Regions from separate parts of the Homo sapiens genome. Here regions 2 and 3 are each linked to region 1. A link is an interaction called in ENCODE POLR2A ChIA-PET data of the cell type or tissue named here. Cell type or tissue: CD4-positive, alpha-beta T cell. All regions are shown on one strand. Each heading gives the region's core, and the rest is flanking DNA. Links, peaks and the distances in the headings are about the cores only.

Region 1 (6,464 bases), core at 912-5,911:
AAAAAAAAAAAAAAAAAAAAAAGAAGAGTATCCTCATGAATACTGCATAATCTGCAGGTTTCATAAAAAACTTTCATATGAAACACTCAACAGCCACACTTTCAGAAGTATCTTATCGGAACAAATAGGAATAGGGTTCCCGTTTACTTTCCCCAGCCATCAATCTAGAATAGTTGGTTATCCCACATCATACAAAGAATACATAGCATTATCCACTGGGGTGCAGCAGGAAGAAAATACTACAATGTCAATACATATTTCTATATGAAAAATTTTAAGTTTTACCAGAAATATTTAACATACAAATTGCCACTGGGGCCCCCGTTTGCTCTGTATGCCAGACGGTCAAGAATGCCAAGTGGACTGAAGATAACAGTAATAATGTAAGCACAAAAAACAGCAAGAAAATGGCAAAGCCAACAGTTCTACCTCTAATATCAACCCTTTAAGAGCTTGCATTAAAGCTAAAATCTGTAATGACACTGGACAAGACTTGTCAAGAAGCTGACCAAAATAACGAGAAATTATCAATTTTATTTGAAATAACAGCCATCAGATAATTATATAGTTCAGGTATATAATTCATAAATAATTATACAGTGGCCAAAATTTTTAATTGATGAGGGCTTGCAGTAAAATAAATCTCACCATGGATTTAGATATCTGAAATATCAATTGATTTCACTTTTCTTCCTCTCAATATGGATTAAATCAGCTCCTTTCCTCACTGTACTGATCTAACCTTCTGGAAGCAAGATGGAGCCATGGAAGCCAGAGTGGAAAAGAAATGAAGCTGTGATACTCACTGTGACATGAATGAACCCTGAATACATTACACTCAGTGAAAGAAGCCAGTCACAAAGGACTACACCCTATATGTGCCTATGATTCTATTCTTATGAAATGTCTCAAATAGGGAAATATGTTGAGACAAAATAGGTTAGTAGTTGCTTGGGCCTGGGGTGAGCACTGAGGGAATGAGAGATAAGGGGATAATAGCTAAAGGCTCTGGGGTTACTTTCCGAGGTGATGAAAATGTCCTAAAACTGACTGTGATGATGGCTGCACTAACTATGTGAATATACTAAAAACCACTACACTGTACACTCAAAGTGGGTAAAATGTATGCTATGTGAATTATATCTCAATAAAAATGAAACTATTTTAAAAATAAGTGACCACTGAAAAAACATTTGCTGAATGAATAAGTGAATGAATTCCTCCTATCCCAATTAAACAAAAGCCAGAGGAAAAGCTCTCCTGGACATGTTCTCCATGAGTAAAAACAACTGTGTTGCTTAGTCTTTGTCCACGTAGCGACCTTGTGACTTTAAAACACTAAATGTTTGCTCATGAAAAGGAGTATCTGGATGATGACTGGGGTCAAGGAATTCAGGATTCTATGAGAGAGTGAGCAGAGGATGAGCAGAAAGTAGGTATGGCTTGGTGTTCCAAAGGCAGACCTTTAATGGTAAGCATTATATACCAGTGGAATTATTCACGTTAGATGTCCAGATCTGATTTGGTATAATAGGTATGCACTTGTGGTGCCCCTAATAAGTTATTAACATATGAGATGTCCTCCCAGAACCAGGCAAAAAGAAGTATTGAGTCAATCTTCTACCTTTCTCATAGCATCAGACCTTGCTTCACCTCTAGAGCAGAAAAAACCTCCTTTCTTAAAAAGCACTGACGTAAATTCTGATGCTTTCAGTACAGGTTGAGTATACTTTATTCAAAATTCTTAGGTCCAGAGGCATTTCAGATTTCATTTCAGATTTGGAGTATCTGCATTATATACCTATTGGTTCAGTATGTCTGATGGGAAAATCAATATCCTAAAAACTCCGACAAGTTTTTTGTTTTTGTTTTTTGATCTTCATGTTAGTGTTCAAAGAGTTTCAGATTTTGAAGCACTTCACATATTGGATTAGGGTTACTCAACCTGTATCGATAAAACAACTCAAGAGAAATGCAAGTGTGTTTTCTTTGAGTGAGCTCTAAAGTCTGGTACCATAAGAAGTCCAGGAGCTTTTAAGCACGGGAAGCATACTGACACAACCGTGTTTCCCTTAGTCTACACAACAGTCCTTTGTTAGAGCTTCAGATAAGAAAACTGAGGCTCAGTGGGGTGCGGTGGCTCATACCTGAATCTTTGGGAAGTGCAGGAGGAGCACTTGAGCCTAGGAGGTTGAGGCTGCAGTGAGCTTTGATTACACCATTGCACTCCAGCCTGGGTTACAGAGAGAGGCCCGGGAGGGAGGGAGAGAAGGAAACAGGCTTGAAGAAGTTAGGGACTAGTCTGTTCAGGGATACATGGCTAGTCAATGACTTGCCTAACTCCATGTCAGTATTTTTTCCTCTACCACGAGATTAGCAACAATAGAAGCCTAAAAAAAAAAAGTCTTTAAAAGGTTTTTCTCAGGTAGCCAATATTTTCAAATTTGCATAGACATTATTGAATTAACTCAAGATTAAAATAACAAATAAGAACAAAAACAAACATCTCAGATAGCCCTGAATTATGAACGGTTTTTTCATTTGTAGCTTAAATGTCACATTTCTCTCACCACTACACAGAGGCCTCTGTTTTTTCCTTATACCCAGCCATCTTAGGAGGAAATATTTCTTTTTGAAAAATTTAATCTCCATTTTCCTCTATAGATACATAAGAAGCCCTCATAAAATCTAGTACATATAATCCTGTATTATGTAACTTTTTGTTGGCTTCACATTATTCACTAAATGGGATCTAATATCCTCAAGCCTGCAATTCACAGTCCTATGTTGACACCTTATTCCTAGCAGTACAGTGATTCCCTGCAATGAATTCAGACCACGTATTTCCTATATGTGGTAACTAAATAATATTTTTGAAACAGTCATTTCCTACTCTTTCCAACTTACCGTTAGGATGCCAGAAATTTTTTTAAAGTACTTGTGAGTAAAGAAACAGAAACAAAAAGGTAAAGCAATTTTCCCACCTGTAGTAAGTGGCTAATCCTGGATTTGGGCTCAGGCACTTAAGATGCAGAGCATGTGTTCTCAGCCACTACATGACATATGTAAATAAATGAAAACTTATCTACCTTCATAATATTGTTTGCCCAATTCAAATTGTAGTCAAATTTAACAACAACGATTTAAAATGTGGTTAAATAGTACAAAAAGCAAGTGCCTCACACAAGGTAAAGGTTTCTGGTGGTGGTACTAAATAAACAGTGACACAGTACCAACAGCATAAAACAGAAGAGGGTCTAAGTCCTGGCCTCCACTCTTACCAACCATCAGTTAACTTGGCAGCAATGTTTATAAACTTGTTCATTTCAAATGCTCTATAAATAGTTCTGAGTTTCTGAGTTCTATTCTTAAATAGTCTTAGGTTACTTAACATGAATGCTCTTTTAATAAAAAAAAAAAAATTTATCAAGCAACTTTCCTGGCCCAGCCCAGAGGTGTCTACACAACCCTTTTTAAACAAGTAAACCAAATATTCCCCACCATGCTTCAAATGGGCCACATGGAACTGAAAGCAGGTAAAGAATGAATAGTACATATAAAGACAGTCCTCTGGAACTGCTCTACTAGGCTGCAACACTCCAGGGTGAGCAGGCTAGGCTCTGTTCACACCTGTATCCCTGGGTTGTAGTAGTGATGTCATGCCTGCCTCACTCTGCTCAGCTGTGGATGTTTGCACAAGTGTCTCTCCCTCACTAATCTGTAAGCTTCTAGAGGGTGGTGACTCTGCTTTTATCATCATGTATCCACAATGGGGCTCAGCACACTGACTGTCAAAATAAGTATCTTCAATGAATATTTACGGAATGAATGATAAATCATTCCTGAAAACATTCTTTAGGATTTATCTTCATTCTACCAGGAAACTTGTTTATCCTTAAACTTTAGGATTAGTTCAGAAACTCCTATAACAACATATAATTAGTGAACTGCAATAAGATGTGCTTTCTGGTTATTGCACCATCCTATGAGGGTCAAAAGAGCTGTATTAGCATCTTCACTCCTGAAATTAAATATAAATAATGAACCAAACTAATGCTGCACGGATATCAAAGATAGCACTGAGTTACTATGAATTTTCTTATATTAAGTAGCAAGTTCTTTACATATTAACTTGCAAGCAGATCTTAATTGTGCAGGAGTAAAGAAACAGATACATGATGTTGGTGTAAAATAGTTTTGAACCATTATTTCATGAATAGTTTGTCAAAACTGTTTACATGCTTACTATGTAAAAAGTTATCTTAAATCAAGAAAGCTATGAACCAGCAAGTAACATAAACAAATAGATTGGCCGGGCGCGGTGGCTCACGCCTGTAATCCCAGCACTTTGGGAGGCAGAGGCGGGCGGATCATGAGGTCAGGAGATCGAGACCATCCTGGCTAACGCGGTGAAACCCCGCCTCTACTAAAAATACAAAAAATTAGCCGGGCGTGGTGGCGGGCGCCTGTGGTCCCGGCTACTCGGGAGGCTGAGGCAGGAGAATGGCGTGAACCCGGGAGGCGGAGCTTGCAGTGAGCCGAGGTCGTGCCACTGCACTCCAGCCTGGGCGACAGAGCGAGACTCCGTCTCAAAAAAAAAAAAAAAAAATAGATTATAAATATATTTTTAACACGGTTTCATTGTAGTGGTATTTAAAATAACAACAAAAAAACTTTAACATCCATAACTGAGGATAAATCCAATAAATTAAAGTGTGTATATATTTGTGTGTATATATGTACATATATATACATGTGTATATATATGTACATATATGTACATGTGTATATATATATATAACTGGATACTATCCAGCCATTACAACTGATGACACAGACCTACATTCACATAAAGATGAGCACACGTAATACATTTTTAATGACAAAAGATTATAATAGAATAATAATCTTATAAGCTCATTTACAAAAACGTTTGTATTACAGGTATAGATACAGAAAGAATGTCTGAAATGAAACAATTCATCAAAATGAAACCATTATATCAGAATGACAGAAATATAGGTACTTTTTATTTATTTTTTCTGTTCTTTCATGGGTTTTCCCCCGTTTTTATATATTACTGTTAACCAAAAAAAAAAAAAGATATTTCCTTTTGAGAAAAAGAAGAAAAGACTGTTCCTAATGTCTCCTTAGAAAGAAAAGTTTCTTCACTTTTTAAAGGAAACTCACTGTTGCAACTTCTCAGGAATGATCACAATTCCAGTTAATTCTAAACTAATTTCTCTTATTTAAACCAACATCATGATACCACAAAAATCACCACTAACTGCTCCTAAAAATGAAGCACATACCACATTTTAATTGCTTGCTGTGCAAAGAATGCTCTTTGGCAGACTTTTGCCTGTAAATGCTCAGTTCTTATGTAATAAGGAGGCAACATCATTTGCCAAAAAGATTCTAAGAATAATGAAACCTTTGGTCATACAGCTATTTGATTAATCTGTTTAGTCCCTAAGACTTGGGGACACTGGGCCTCTAGAAGTGAGGAATAGAGATTCCCATAAAAATCAGACACTTATCAAACTATGTCTGATATACCCCAGGAAGCAATATTTCCTGGGAATTTTCAAGAATACATTGAGCAATCACATGGTTATGTGTTGAATGAACCAGAAGACAATTTCCAAGTATTCTTAGAACCTTTTATTTAAGCCATTTACATTATTTAATAAAAGTATAACAGATACCTTTAATCCTCAAAGTAGTTTATTGACTAAGGATTACTCTTAACACTTCTGAGAGATGAACTGATTTATGAATTGGGCCCCAGCTCCTGAAAATACCTGACTTTGAATCCAAATTCCCTACCACTTATTAAACTCTGGTTGGGACTATGGACATTCAAGTAACTTCTCTGTGCCTCAGTTTCTTCACTGGAAACATAGGCATATTAGTAGCATTCACTTCATACTGTTTAGTAAAGATTTAATAAGAAAAATGCATGTAAAGTACATCATTAAATATTACATGCTAGTATATTATTAATACCAGTACTCTCTTCACCCTTGGACAAAATACTTATTTCTCATAATCACATGGAGGTTTCTGGTCAAGGTCCAGGAAGCTTCATAGGTAAGTGAAGTGATTTTGTGAGGCATTGTTGACTTACATCAAATAAAGTATGGACCAAAAAGATGCCCATAATGTAAAATGGTTTGGTTCCAGATCTTGGTTAATTTTGTTTTCTTAGCATAAAACTGAAAACAATGATTCCTAAGCTAAACTCATGAATGCCTGTCTTCAAACTGGCTTCTCTTTCCAAATTAATTATTTCCATTAATACTGTCCTCTCACCATCAGGCTAGAACACTCATCATCTTTTACACAACTCTTTCCCTCCTCCACATCTAACTGGTCACCTTTGAACTCTTGTGTTATCCACTAGCATCATAATAGCTATTACTACCCAAAATATGTTAAAGAAATGTACAATTTCCAATTTT
Region 2 (6,464 bases), core at 472-5,471, 99 kb before region 1:
TTTTTTTTCCCTGGTTCAAGTTTAGGACTAAATGAAGAGGAATTGGAAAGGTTCCAGAGGATAGTAATGAAAATGATTAAAGGACTGATGATGAAAGTTTCAAGGAATTGGGATTACTTAGCCTGAAGAAGAGAAATTTGAGGGGTGATTTAATGGCAATCTTCAAGTACAGTATGAGGAGGGTTATTATAAGTATGGTAGCCAGCTGTTCCCCAGCTGCACCGAAGGTTAGAAAGGGGAAATCGAGCTAGAATTTCAGCAGAGAGGTTTAAGTTGGACCAGTGATAGTGGTTCTCAAAGTAGCTCAAGGGATAGAAAACCATCGTGGAAGACCATGACATATTCTTTTAAATTTAAATATACTTTTTCCTAATCAGATACCAACTTATAACATGTACTAGTAAGGTAAAAATTATGAAATACAGCTCAGGACTTAGAAAATGTTGACTGGGGAGATGGGTGGGGGTGTTAAGACATACCTTCTCCACTGGGACCCCACAATGTGGAAGCCCAGTTTGAATACCAATGAGCTATGAAGAGAGGCGGTACCTGTGGACTTTCAATGAGCACGACAACCAGATGGTGGGAGCCCATGAGGATCTGTGTTCAGGAAAGGACTCACTCCCATCTGAATCCTGGCAACCCTCTTTTTTCCTTTGACCCTGTTTCATACCACCTGGAAAAGGAGGGAGAGGCCCAAGCCATACAAGTACTTTTGAGGACTGCATGTCTAGGAGACAGGGCAAGGTGCCCATTTACAGCCGGTTCTGGCCTGTCCCTGGAGAAGGCTGCACCAGCAGCACCCCTCTCACACAAACTGTTCCTCTCTACAAACCAGCTCTGCCCTGGCCTGTGGATTCAGTTCATTAGCAATTTTAGATTATCAGGAACTTCACTCTTAATAAAATGACAATTTTTAAAAATGTTTTATTACAAAGCTTCTTTTAAAAAAATGCTCAGCACATTAACTCAAACTGGAATGACAAACGTTAGGATGACAGTTTTGGGCAAAGGCTGTGCCTTGCTTTTTTAAAAAATGGGTACATCAATGCTCATTTTAACAACTGGCATAAAATCCCACTAATTGGCTAATAAAAACAGATACAAATACAGAACATTTAAAGTAATAACAATTCAAGTGCTGGGCTTTTTACAACAAGGGGGTGATAAGGAAAGAAATGAAAATTCACTGCAAACCAGTCTGCTGAACGCATCTGTTAAGGTTTACTGTTTAAAAAAAGAAAAGAAGAAAACAGAAGAAAAAATAAACTGAAATAGGGCTGCCAATTGCTACCAACAGAGTGGGTTTGGCTATTACATTTATTTAGCTCTACTGAACACCTTACAAGGGCGGAGAAGCCACTATGTGTTACAGGCAATTCACAGAGAAGCCACTTACCAGACAAGCTGTCTCAGAAAAAGAAGGCTTCTTTTTATGTCATTATTTCAAACTTTTCCAGAACTTTCAATTTTATTTAAAAGCTCATAGCTAGCAAAATATACAAGAAAATTAAAACTAAAAAGTGTAAATTAAAAAAATTCAAGTTTAAAAAAGCAAAAAAAAACGATCCTTTTGCACTGTTAAATAAAAGCTTTAGGAGAAAAGAAAAGAAAGAAAAATGAAGCAGAAACAAAGAGGGAACTCTTCCATGAACTCCTCCACTGGGGTGCTGATGGATGTGCTGGTTGCTGGCTCCAGTTGCGCATGACAGGCAAATGCAGCCAAGTTACCGTCCTTGCCGAAAGGTTACAGGTTTGGATGCAAGATGCTCTGGGAAGTGCACGCAGATATGAGGGGAGAAAAGCTGCTCAGCTGCCCCACAGCCTGCTAGCATTCTCATGTGCTTTTACATTTCCTTTTAAAAAACCTTTTTATGCTTTATTTTGGAACTTGGCTCTTGCAGTAGACGAAAGAGGGGTTGGCAGTGATTGTCTTTATGGATCAGCGTCTCTAGCAGTGACCTCAGGGTAAAATTGATGTCAGTGTTCCTTTGGGGTCGACTGGGCAGGCCGTGGAGACAGTCTGGGTTTTCAACAAGCTTCCATCTCCAGAAGAGGTCCTGGGGTCGCTGCCTTGGCTTTGCACGTTGGGAATGAGCTTCGTTTTCCACCTCAAGAAGGAACAAATGAAATGCTATTAATATGAATTTGCCGTAGGCCTTAAGATTATAACCTCTATTCCATACCATATATGTCTTACAACCTCTGCATTTAATTAATCCATTTTGTTAATTTGGGGATGGCTAAAATGAATTGCCCTATCAGTCAAAAATCCTGAGAGTACACTACAGAGTTAATATAGTGACATTTTTACTTTGGTTCCATGTATACGTATGCCCAGAGTTATGATGTGAAGTGTAGTGAATACTCTGGGTCATGGTAAACAGAACAAAAAAAAAGTTTGAAAAACACCAGTAGGAAACAGGCAAACATGAATAGGGAAGGCGGGCAACAGCCAGATCAGGGAAAGATGTGTCATTCTGCAGTGTTTGGTGTTTTTGGTCCACTGTGGGAAGCCACTGTATGATTCTACATAGGACAGACATAATCACATTACCCAACGCACTGCCAACTCCCGTGACGCTATGTGCTCTGTCCGCTCACACTCACAGCCCAGAGGATACAAACCGCTCCCTTTTTCCTTAAGATCTTACAATTTTCAAGATTTTTTTTTCCTTCCTAACATCAAGGATCTCTAATGATAGCCTCGGAAAGGACACTCAGCAAATATGTTAAAATAATGTTGCCAGATATTGGTGATAATGATTTTCAAATAAGAGAACTCCCACATCCTCAAAGCTTTAATGATCTGAGATTTTTTAAAAAGTGATTAAAAGTAAAATGTAACATTGTAACAAGATGAGACAAAGACAAAAGGAAAGTAAAAGCATGGCAAAGTTCCGTTCCTTCACTCCAGAGAGCACCTGCTTCCGCTGCTTTGAACTTGGGGAGGCTGCTTTCCTTTGGTGGCAGCGATGCTGGAAGCACCTTCTCAACCTGGGTCCCTTGACAGCCTCAGATGAATCCCAACACTTTGTGCTTGTGATTGTGCTATCCGTGTTACAAGCACAAGTTTCCTTTTAGAAACTCATTCTAAATAATGGTGGATTATCGTACACTTTCATTTCAATGGAAAAAGAAAGTAAAAGAGAAATAAAAGGAAACTTTGACATAGTTTAATAATGAATACAAAAGTCTAGATGGCAAGTTACAGTCCACAGAGTACTTTCCATGGAAGGATGGTGATCTATGGAATGGGAACTGCGAGGACACCTGCCCTTCAGGCTTTTGGAAAGAGAGGTTTGGCTCCTATATTTAAAGTGCTCACAAAGTGCACAGCACAGAGCAAGCCCTGCAAGCAGGTTAGCTAGTATTATTATTCCAATTATGCCCAATGCGGCCCCTAAAGATGATCAGAACTGCAAAGAAGCTATTTGTATACCTGGGTAGCTACTGAAAAAGCAAAAACCAACCAACCAACAAAAAACAAAATAGGAGGAAATCAGCCACAGAATGATTTCAACTGAGGAGGTCCTCCAATGACAATTTCATTTTCTATTCTCCTGGAAAATCAACCATTCCCTGTTTAACAGGAAAACACTACAGCATTGTGTTAATCACTATATTATCACTTGTACTCAGCTTAAGAGAGGAGGAGAAGGCACCCTTAGGTAAGGCAGTGAAGGGACAAGAAGACTGGTGGAGCCGGAAGTGCAGGGTGCTCTAGATTGGAGGTGTTAGCCCTGCTTGAGAATGGGGCCACAGCAGGGCCATGGAAGTTGTCTGTACCTCAGTACTTCACAGTTCGCTGTGCCAGGCCCACAGAGGTATGGATCTTGCACGCAGGAGGATCAAAGAGCTACGAAGGACCCTGCCTTTCTACGGAGAAAGAAACAGGGCTCTAGCAGAGCCTGGGGTGGGAGAGAGGGCACCCCACAGATTCCTATTTACATTATAATTTTGCATCACAGATTTTCAAAGGCTTGGTCCAGGTTGCTCTTCCTGGGAAGGTTTTCCTCTCAGTCTGACATGAAAACATTTAGTTTCCTGGTGAGGCCTGGCCTTGCAGTCCTAGGCTAGCGCCTGAGACAAGCACTGGGACTCAGAATAGACTCGCCATTGGCAGCCAGGAACGCCTGAGGGAGACAACCTGCCCTTCTGTTGGGCCATCCCACCACTGCCTGGCACAGCGAACTGTGAAGTACTGAGGTACAGACAACTTCCATGGCCCTGCTGTGGCCCCATTCTCAAGCAGGGCTAACACCTCCAATCTAGAGCACCCTGCACTTCCGGCTCCACCAGTCTTCTTGTCCCTTCACTGCCTTACCTAAGGGTGCCTTCTCCTCCTCTCTTAAGCTGAGTACAAGTGATAATATAGTGATTAACACAAACATGGGTGCCCAGAGATAGCCATTTACCTAAAGGATAGTATGTCACTTGCCAAGAAAGAGTCTATATCTCCTAATAAAGTCATTTCTTTCCACAGTCTCACATTTTCCCACCTGTTATTTCCTTATTCCATGGGGTCACCTTGCAAATTCTCCTGGAAAGTTGGCTTCAGAGAACCTCTGTACAGTTGCTTACCAAAAAGCAACTAATCCCTTTCAGGGACTAGTGCTTAAAAAAAAAAAAGAGCAAAGAAATTCCTTCACTATGAAATGAGGCAGTTTGTCCCTGGTGGCTCTTTTAAAATACAGGGATGTCAGGGGAGACCAAGTCTTACTTCCAAGTGGGAGAAACGGGGGCCTTGTAGTGTTGCTTTACAGATATAAAACAGGTCCAGTCCAGATTATTTTCAAGAAACCACAGGCATGAGGCTCCAGGGGCTGGAGCTTTCCCACATCTAAGGCTTCACTGGGGGGCTGCGGCTGAAGCTGGGCCAGGCCAGGCGAGCCCCGGCACAGCCCAACCCACCAGTGAAGTCTGCGCAATCAAAGCCAGCAATTACTGCTCTCCGGCTGCGGCTGGGCTTCAAAGGGAGTGAGGCAAGGCCCATCTTACATATGTTCAGACTTGGGCTCCCTCCACCAGGAGTCACCACGCATTTGTACTGGGGATGCAAAGGCGGCACAAGACCCCACCCCACCCCATATAACCGAACCCCCCTGATGCTCTCCTGGACCAAATTCCAATCTTGACAAAATATCCCATCAACCAAATGGAACCATGAACCCAAATGGGTAGAGTTCCTTACTAAAAGCCCAAGCAATAAAGGTGAATCTAAAGATTTCAAGAGTGGGCCTGTTTCTGGGAGGTCAACAGCACCGACCCTGGGCCAATAGGGCTTTACAGACCCTGACTCAGGAGTGAAGAAAGGGAAAGGGGGAAACTCCTTCTCTCTAAGCCCAAATAAATGTAAAATCCTACCAAAAGCAGAGCGCTTGGCCAGCTCATGTCCTGGGGGTTCCTCCCCAGGCTGTCCTCTGGAAGAAAGGGCCAAGGAGACAAGTCTATGGGTGAGCTCTGAGGTGGTGGAGTGGAGGGTCAGGAGCAGGCAAGGGCCAGCCCTGTCAGGGTGCCACTCAGGGCTCACTGGCCAGTCAGTTTAAGCTGTCCAGGCCAAGGCAAGGGCAGCAAAGCTGGTGTCCAGGAACAAAATGCACCCCTGCCCCATCATGTAATATCACTTCCTTATTCAGAATTGGTGAGGATACAAAAAAAGTGAGTTGGAATAAAAGACCCTTTCTTCGTCGTCCTCTTCCTTTTACGCCACTCTCAAATGCTACTAACAAGAGGCAGGAGCCTTAAACGATGTGCAATTTGAGGGGAGAATATTAGAGATTGGTTTTATGAGAGGTAAACAGATTCACAGATTTTAATTGCAAAAATGGAATTCCAGCATCACACCACACACCTCATGCCAATTGTCTCCATTTTTACACCTTGGGAAAAACTGACAAAAGCCTGTGATTTGAGGGTGTGAACTCTTCTGCTGCACAATGTCATGTGTGTATGAAGGAAGAGAGGTACAGACTTCTACAGCAGGAAGCAAGCGTGACAGAGCTAGTCTAATCCTGTTTTTTTAGCAGAGACTTAGGAATATGGTCATAAAATGACTGGCCCATGGTGACCCCTAGAGAGTCCCAGTGCTGGGCTGTTCCCCAGGCCTCCTGGCATCATAAAAGTGACAGTCTTGTTGACTTGAAGGTGGTCTTGTCTGCAAGAAGCTGGTGAGGGGGAAGGAACAAAAACACTGTCCACTACGCACTGATTTGCCAGGCACTGAGACATGGACTTTAGAATTTCACATTATCATCATTACAGTTTGCATCTTCCCACCCACTTACAGATAAGGACACTGAGGCTACCTGAAGTTCAGTAACTTGCCAAAGGTCACCCAACTAATAGGCAGCAGGATGAGCCTCTGAACTCTCAACATGTGTTCTCTCCACCATACCTTGGAACTAAATTATCATTCACTTTCTTCTCTCCTTCCTACCTTCCATCATTCTGTCTGTCCATCC
Region 3 (6,464 bases), core at 522-5,521, 460 kb after region 1:
TGAGCCAAGATCGCACCACTACACTCCAGCCTGGGGGACAGAGCAAGACTCCGTCTCAAAAAAGAAAAAAAAAAAAAGAAAAGGACTGAAAGAAAGCATGTCACAAATTCTACGATGAATGGAAATTGCAATTTGCTGTAACACAGCAAAATGAAAAAAGCTATTTGTGTGTAAAAAATATTTTAAGCAATAAATTAGACAATATTAAGAGACATTTTAAGTAAATACATAATGAATTTGGTAAGACATTTCCCCTTGGAAGTCAAAAAAGAAATCAAAATTGTAGTTCAAAATAGGAGTTGAATATACGACCAAAAAATCCTTAATGCTTCTTAACAGGATCTGAGATTATAATTTTATTTTATTTATGTTTTTAAGACAGAGTCTTGCTGTGTTGCCCAGGCTGGAGTGCAGTGGCACGATCTTGGCTCACTGCAACCTCTGCCTCCCAGGTTCAAGCGATTCTCATTCCTCAGCCTCCCAAGTAGCTGGGACTACAGGTGCACGCCACCAGGCCTGGTTAATTTTTTTGTATTTTTTGGTAGAGATGAGATTTTGCCATGTTGGTCAGGCTGGTTTCAAACTCCTGACCTCAGTTGATTTGCCCACCTCAGCCTCCCAAAATGCTGGGATTACAGGCATAAGCCACCGCACCTGGCCCCTGAGCTTGTAATTTTAGACAGCTAAAAGATGTGTTGGATTCTTACAGAAAGAAAGGAGGGAGGGGAGGAAGGAAACAGAAAAGGAAGGAAGGAAGGAAGGAAGGAAGGGAGGGAGGGAGGGAGGGAGGGAGGGGAAAGGGAGGGATGAAAAATGAAAGTCATTTTAAGTCAGATAGTAAAACAAATTATTTCAGTTGTGGAAATTTTGCTAGAAAATTATGAGAAAAAGACTAAAGAAGATATTTTACAAAAAGTGAAAGACCTTCAACTAAGCCATTAAAAAATGGCCCATAGATTACAAGAACTTTCCAACGATACAGTATCAAAGATCAATTGATTAACAATTTAAAAAATTACAAGTACTTTTCTTTAGCTTTAAAATGGATGATGTGATATAAGAGACAATGTCAGCCGGGCATGGTGGCTCACATCTGCATTCCCAGCACTTTGGGAGGCCAAGGCGGGTGGATTACCTTAGGTCACAAGTTCAAGACCAGCCTGGCTAACATGGTGAAACCCCGCCTCTATTAAAAAAAAAAAAAATTAGCCAGGCGTGGTGGCAGGCACCTGGAAACCCAGCTACTCGGGAGGCTGAGGCAGGAGAATCACTTGAACCTGGGAGGTGGAGGTTACAGTGAGCCAAGATCGTACCATTGCACTCCAGCCTGGGCTACAGAGTGAGACTCTATCTCAAAAAAATGACAATGTCTATTAATACTTTGGGTATATTTGTGTCTCAAAGGACTTCCAAAACTATGAAGTTTTATTAAATTTGAATTAAAAACACCTAAATTTCTGGAGCAGTTTTTCATCTTTTATAACCATCAAAGAAGAATTTGTGCCTATAATGACAGATGGTGGCCCATATATGTTAGGTAAAAATCCAGATTTGTTGGAATGGTAAGACAAGAGATTTCTATTTCATTTATTGCTTTGTTCCACTGTATGATATGTATTGAAAATCTTTGTGCTCAGTTTTTTAAAGCACACCATATGAAAACTGTTATGGAGTACAATTACTTTAAAGTCATTTAGGGCCAGGCGTGGTGCCTCACACCTGTAATCCCAGCACTTTGGGAGGCCAAGGCAGGCAGATCACCTGAAGTCAGGTGTTCAAGATCAGCCTGGCCAACATGGTGAAACCCAGTCTCTACTAAAAATACAAAAATTAGCTCGGCATGGTGGCGGGTGCCTGTAATCCCAGCTATTCGGGAGGCTAAGGCAGGAGAATCGCTTGAGCCCAGGAGGCAGAGGTTTCAGTGAGCCGAGATCGCATCACTTCACTCCAATCTGGGTGACACAGCAAGACTGCCTCTAAATAAATAAATAAATGTCATTTAGTATCTATACACTAATGCTATAAATCATTGCCAAGTTATGGAACTTTTGAAAGAAATAGACTGATAGAATTAAGACTGATTTTCTTAATCTTGTGTTCTCTGCCTGTGCTCATTGATAATAGTTGTGGAAGAATTTTTATTTTATTTTATTTTTATTTTTTTTTTGAGATGGAGTCTCGCTCTGTCACCCAGGCTGGAGTGCAGTGGCACAATCTCAGCCCACTACAAGCTCTGCCTCCTGGGTTCACGCCATTCTCCAGCCTCAGCCTCTCAAGTAGCTGGGACTACAGGTGCCCGCCACCAAGCCCGGCTAATTTTTTTTTTTTTTTTTTTTTTTTTAGTAGAGATGGAGTTTCACCATGTTAGCCAGGATGGTCTCAATCTCCTGACCTCGTGATCCACCCGCCTCGGCCTCCCAAATTGCTGGGATTACAGGCGTGAGCCACTGCGCCCGGCCAAGAATTTTTAGAAAGTACTTTTAACTCCAATTTAATATGTTCCTGAATTGGAAGGAATATTCAATAATCAAAGACAAAATGACAATATGATTTATGTTTTCTCACAGATATCACACTACATATGAAAGAGCTAAATTTTAAACTCCAAAAGAAAGGAAGAGCTTATTAGTGATTTAGCCAGACAGGAACAACAATTTATGTTGAAATTGAAACTCTTCATAATAAAAATCAGAAACAATGACTTTATACATTTTTTTTTTTTTTGAGACAGGTTCTCACTCTGTTGCCCAGGCTGGAGTACAGTGGTGCAATCTCAGCTCACTTCAATCTCTGCCTCCTGGGCTCAAGTGATCCTCCAGCCTCAGACCCTCAAGTAGCTGGGACTACAGGTGCGAGCCAGCATGCCTGACTAATTTTTTTTGTATTTTTTGTAGAGACAGGGTTTCACCGTGTTGCCCAGGCTGGTATTGAACTGAGCTCAAGCAATCCACCCACCTCACCCTCCTAAAGTGCTGGGATTACAGGCGTGAGCCACTATGCCTGGCCAGAATGGTTTTAGTTTTTAATGTGACTAAAAATTTTAAATTACATATGTGACTCACATTTCATTTCTAGTGGACAGCACTGATGTAAATATTATCCTTTGTTTTTGATGCTGCAACTATCTTCTCCTTGTCTATTAACTTTGTTTTTGGTAACCTTTGCTGAAAAAAATGCTGTAACATTAATGTAGCTAAGTCATCAATTTTCCACTTATTGTTTGTACTTCAATGGTTTAATAAACTCCACAAAGATAATTCTTTATTTTCTTCTTCTGGTTCTGAATACTCACCTGTCTCATTTAGGTCTTTAATTCATTTAGAGTCCATCTTTCTATAGTGTAACGTAAAAGTCCAGCTTTTTCTCCAGATGATGAGCCAGTTTTCCCAATACTATATTCTAAACAAGGCATTCTTTTCCATTTTTACCACATTTATTGTATATCAAATTCCCATATGCACACAGATCTATTTCTGAACTCTCCCTCTGTTCCGTTCATCTGTTCCTACACCAGAACCACACTGCTTTTGCTTTGTAATATTCCTCAATAACTAGTAGGTTGAATCACTCATTCGTATGCTGATATAAATATATCAGCCTAAAACATCCCAACAAAAGTTTCTTTACTTTCCCTTTGCTTTATCTTATCGGCTATAGAGTTTGGCCTTTTAAGTAATATTAATAAATATTGCCATTAGAACTTTCTTTGACTGCCTTTTCTTTAAGGATGTTTTTCTCAGTAGATCTTTTAGAGCTGTGATAGAGTTAAAAACTCATCTGCTCATATCTGATAAACCACATGGATGATGAGCAAACCTCTAGTGAGCACCTGCTATTGCAACTGTCTCTTGCATCAGTTAGAGTTCTTTGGCTTCCACTGATAAAAATCAGTGGAGGAAAAGCTGAACAGCCAGGATTCAAGAAGAACAAGAATCAATGTTGGCTACTCTAACCTTCTCTTACTCAATAAGACATGAGTTCTTCAAACTCTTCCTCTCATACCTGTTTACTTTTTTTTTTTTTAAACTGGTTTCTTGAGAAAAAAAAAAAAAGAGAAAGGACAGATGTTTTACCTCTTTCCTAACCACGTGGTATCTTCAGTCTCATATTATTGTTATTAATATTTATTATACCAGACAGACAGCTCTGGGGATAAAGGAATCGATAGCTAGTGTTTCCAAGGGAAATGGATCAGCTGTAATCATTTCCCTTCTTTGCATCATTCCACTTATAAATCAGTTTTTAGGAGATGGAATAAGATTTAGACCAAAGCAGGTTCCCCTAGCATGGGCACTAAAGGATCACTCTCTTATTTGGTGCCATCGTTGTTTTCCAAAATTCAATTACATTTTAACCATGTAACTCTCTCATTCAGACACTTTAAGCAACTTTCAGTGTCTACAAATTAAATACAGATTCCTTAGCGTGGCATTCAAGGTCTTCCTAATATGACCACAACTTGCCCTTGTAGGCATATCCTATACTTTCCCATCTTCAGGCTTTTGTTGTGTTATTTCTTCTTTGTGAAACACCTTTGCCTTTGGAAATTCTACCAGTGTCTTAAGGCGTATTTCAAATGCCACATCCTCAATGTTGGCTATCTAACCTTCTCCCACTCAATAAGACATGAGCTGTCCTTCAAACTCTTTCTCTCATACCTGTTTTACCTTTTTCTAAAACAAAAAACAAACAAACAACAACAAAAAAATGGTTTCTTGAGAAAGGACAGATGTTTTACCTCTTTCTTACCATGTGGTGTCTTCAGTCTCATATTATTGTCATTAATATTTATTATATTATCTATTCTCTGAGCAGCCCTTGCATCCTTCTCCTTCCCTTTTTGCTTGTTACCCAGAGTTGGCTTCTGTTGCCTGCAACTAAAGAACCATGATATAATTTTTTGGTCTCTTTTAATTAGTTTAGACAATTAGACTCCTGCACATTTCTGTCACACTTGCTTGTTGTGGTTTATTCTTGACTGAATCTTTATGAAAGACACAAAATTAGAAGTTTTTAAAAAATGTTTTTTCCGTCTGCATTTGGTAGGGTATAGGGATTAAGGCTGGAAATCAGGGTAGGGTAAGGGGCACAAAACACAAATAGAAAAGACAGAGGAAGAGAACAGAATAAACGAAGGGGTAAGTTTTTAAAATATGTTGAAGTGCCCTCCCCTCAGAGAGATTAGATCAGGTAGAAGCAACAGTTTGAGAACTGATGCAAGGCTGAAAAATGGGTACTGGGGGGTGGGAGTGAGGTGAGAAATGTAGTGAATGGCCAAGGCTTTAAGAATTTTTAAATCCTTTGGAGAGGAAAATGAATGCAAGGCCCAGATTCAGCAGAAAGTCTCTCAGGATTCATGGAAGTCCATATTCTGAGGTAATGGTGCTTGAGCCTATAACAGTTATAAGAATTTTCAAGAAGAGTTTTGGTTTTTTAAAAAATATATGAATTATTGCTTATATAATTTATTTTTATTTTTATTTTATATGGAGTCTCACTCTGTCACCCAGGCTGGAGTGCAGTGGCGTGATTCCAGCTCACTGCAGCCTCTGCCTCCTGGGTTCAGGCGATTCTTGTGCCTCAGTCTCCCAAGTAGCTGGGATTACAGGTGCCTGCCACCATGCTTGGCTAATTTTTGCATTTTTAGTAGAGATGGGCTTTTACCATGTTGGCCAGGCTGTTCTTGAACTCCTGACCTCAAGTGATCCGCCTGCCTTGGCCTCCCAAAGTGCTGGGATTACAGGCGTGAGCCACTGTGCCCGGCCAGAATTATCGCTTATATAATTTATATTTTGGGGTTGACATTAGTAAATATAGAAGTGGGGGAGCAGGACATAAATGTGGGGAGGGGGAATCATCGGAGCTTAGGAGTGAAAGACTGTAGTTTTACTTCAATATTTCCAGTCCCTGGCACTGCACTGACACAAAAAGAACCCTCAAACGCTTATGAGTAAATCGGTAAGTTGATGAATGAATAAAGTAGCAAAAAATCAGGATCCGTGAGCTATTCTGAAGGATTTCAGAGATGCTGCAAATTTGCAAGAGTAGGAATGACCATGGAGAGAATGTTCTTACATAGTTCAGTTTAACTGAAATATTTGTGAGATACATACTCTGTGCTCTGCACCTGCACTTCGGGAAAATACAAAGACAAGGAACAGTCCCTACTCCTACATAACTCACAATTCTGTATGTGAACAGGGAGAAATCGCAATATTAATAGCAATTATATGAGACTGAAGATACTACATAGCAAGAAAGAGGTAAAACATCTGTCCTTTCTCAAGAAACCAGTTTAAAAAAAAAAAAAGTAAAAAGATATGAGAGGAAGAGTTTGAAGGACAGCTCATGTCTTATTGAGTGGGCCAACATTGAGGATGTGGAATTTGAAATACGCCTTGAGGCACTGTTAGAATTTCCAAAGACAAAGGTGTTTCACAAAGAAGAAAAAACAAAAACAAAAC

The links. ChIA-PET counts read pairs that join two places held together with the same protein. Peaks named below come from ENCODE experiments on the same cell type or tissue, not always from the same donor. Only the 100,000 strongest peaks of a DNase experiment are listed, where the experiment ranks them.
Region 2: POLR2A ChIA-PET joins it to region 1 with 5 read pairs; 6 of 35 experiments call an interaction of 5 or more read pairs at or near these places.
Region 3: POLR2A ChIA-PET joins it to region 1 with 7 read pairs; 2 of 35 experiments call an interaction of 5 or more read pairs at or near these places.

What each region holds. Positions count from the first base shown.
Region 1 is chr4:108,144,868-108,151,331 of GRCh38, forward strand. All of the region lies in intron 3 of LEF1 (lymphoid enhancer binding factor 1), which reads right to left. Among named protein-coding and RNA genes, the nearest start is that of LEF1-AS1, 19 kb to the right of the region's middle. In CD4-positive, alpha-beta T cell, for the core only: no CTCF peak of the experiment used is centred there; a DNase peak (open chromatin) is centred at 3,664; H3K27ac peaks cover 1,665 bases.
Region 2 is chr4:108,046,641-108,053,104 of GRCh38, forward strand. LEF1 (lymphoid enhancer binding factor 1) reads right to left here. Exons shown (of 12, transcript NM_016269.5): 12 at 908-2,111. Among named protein-coding and RNA genes, the nearest start is that of HADH, 60 kb to the left of the region's middle. In CD4-positive, alpha-beta T cell, for the core only: no CTCF peak of the experiment used is centred there; DNase peaks (open chromatin) are centred at 2,951 and 4,961; H3K4me3 peaks cover 974 bases; H3K27ac peaks cover 2,000 bases.
Region 3 is chr4:108,603,774-108,610,237 of GRCh38, forward strand. The region is part of intron 1 of RPL34-DT (RPL34 divergent transcript); the gene reads right to left. Among named protein-coding and RNA genes, the nearest start is that of RPL34-DT, 13 kb to the right of the region's middle. In CD4-positive, alpha-beta T cell, for the core only: no CTCF peak of the experiment used is centred there; no DNase peak of the experiment used is centred there.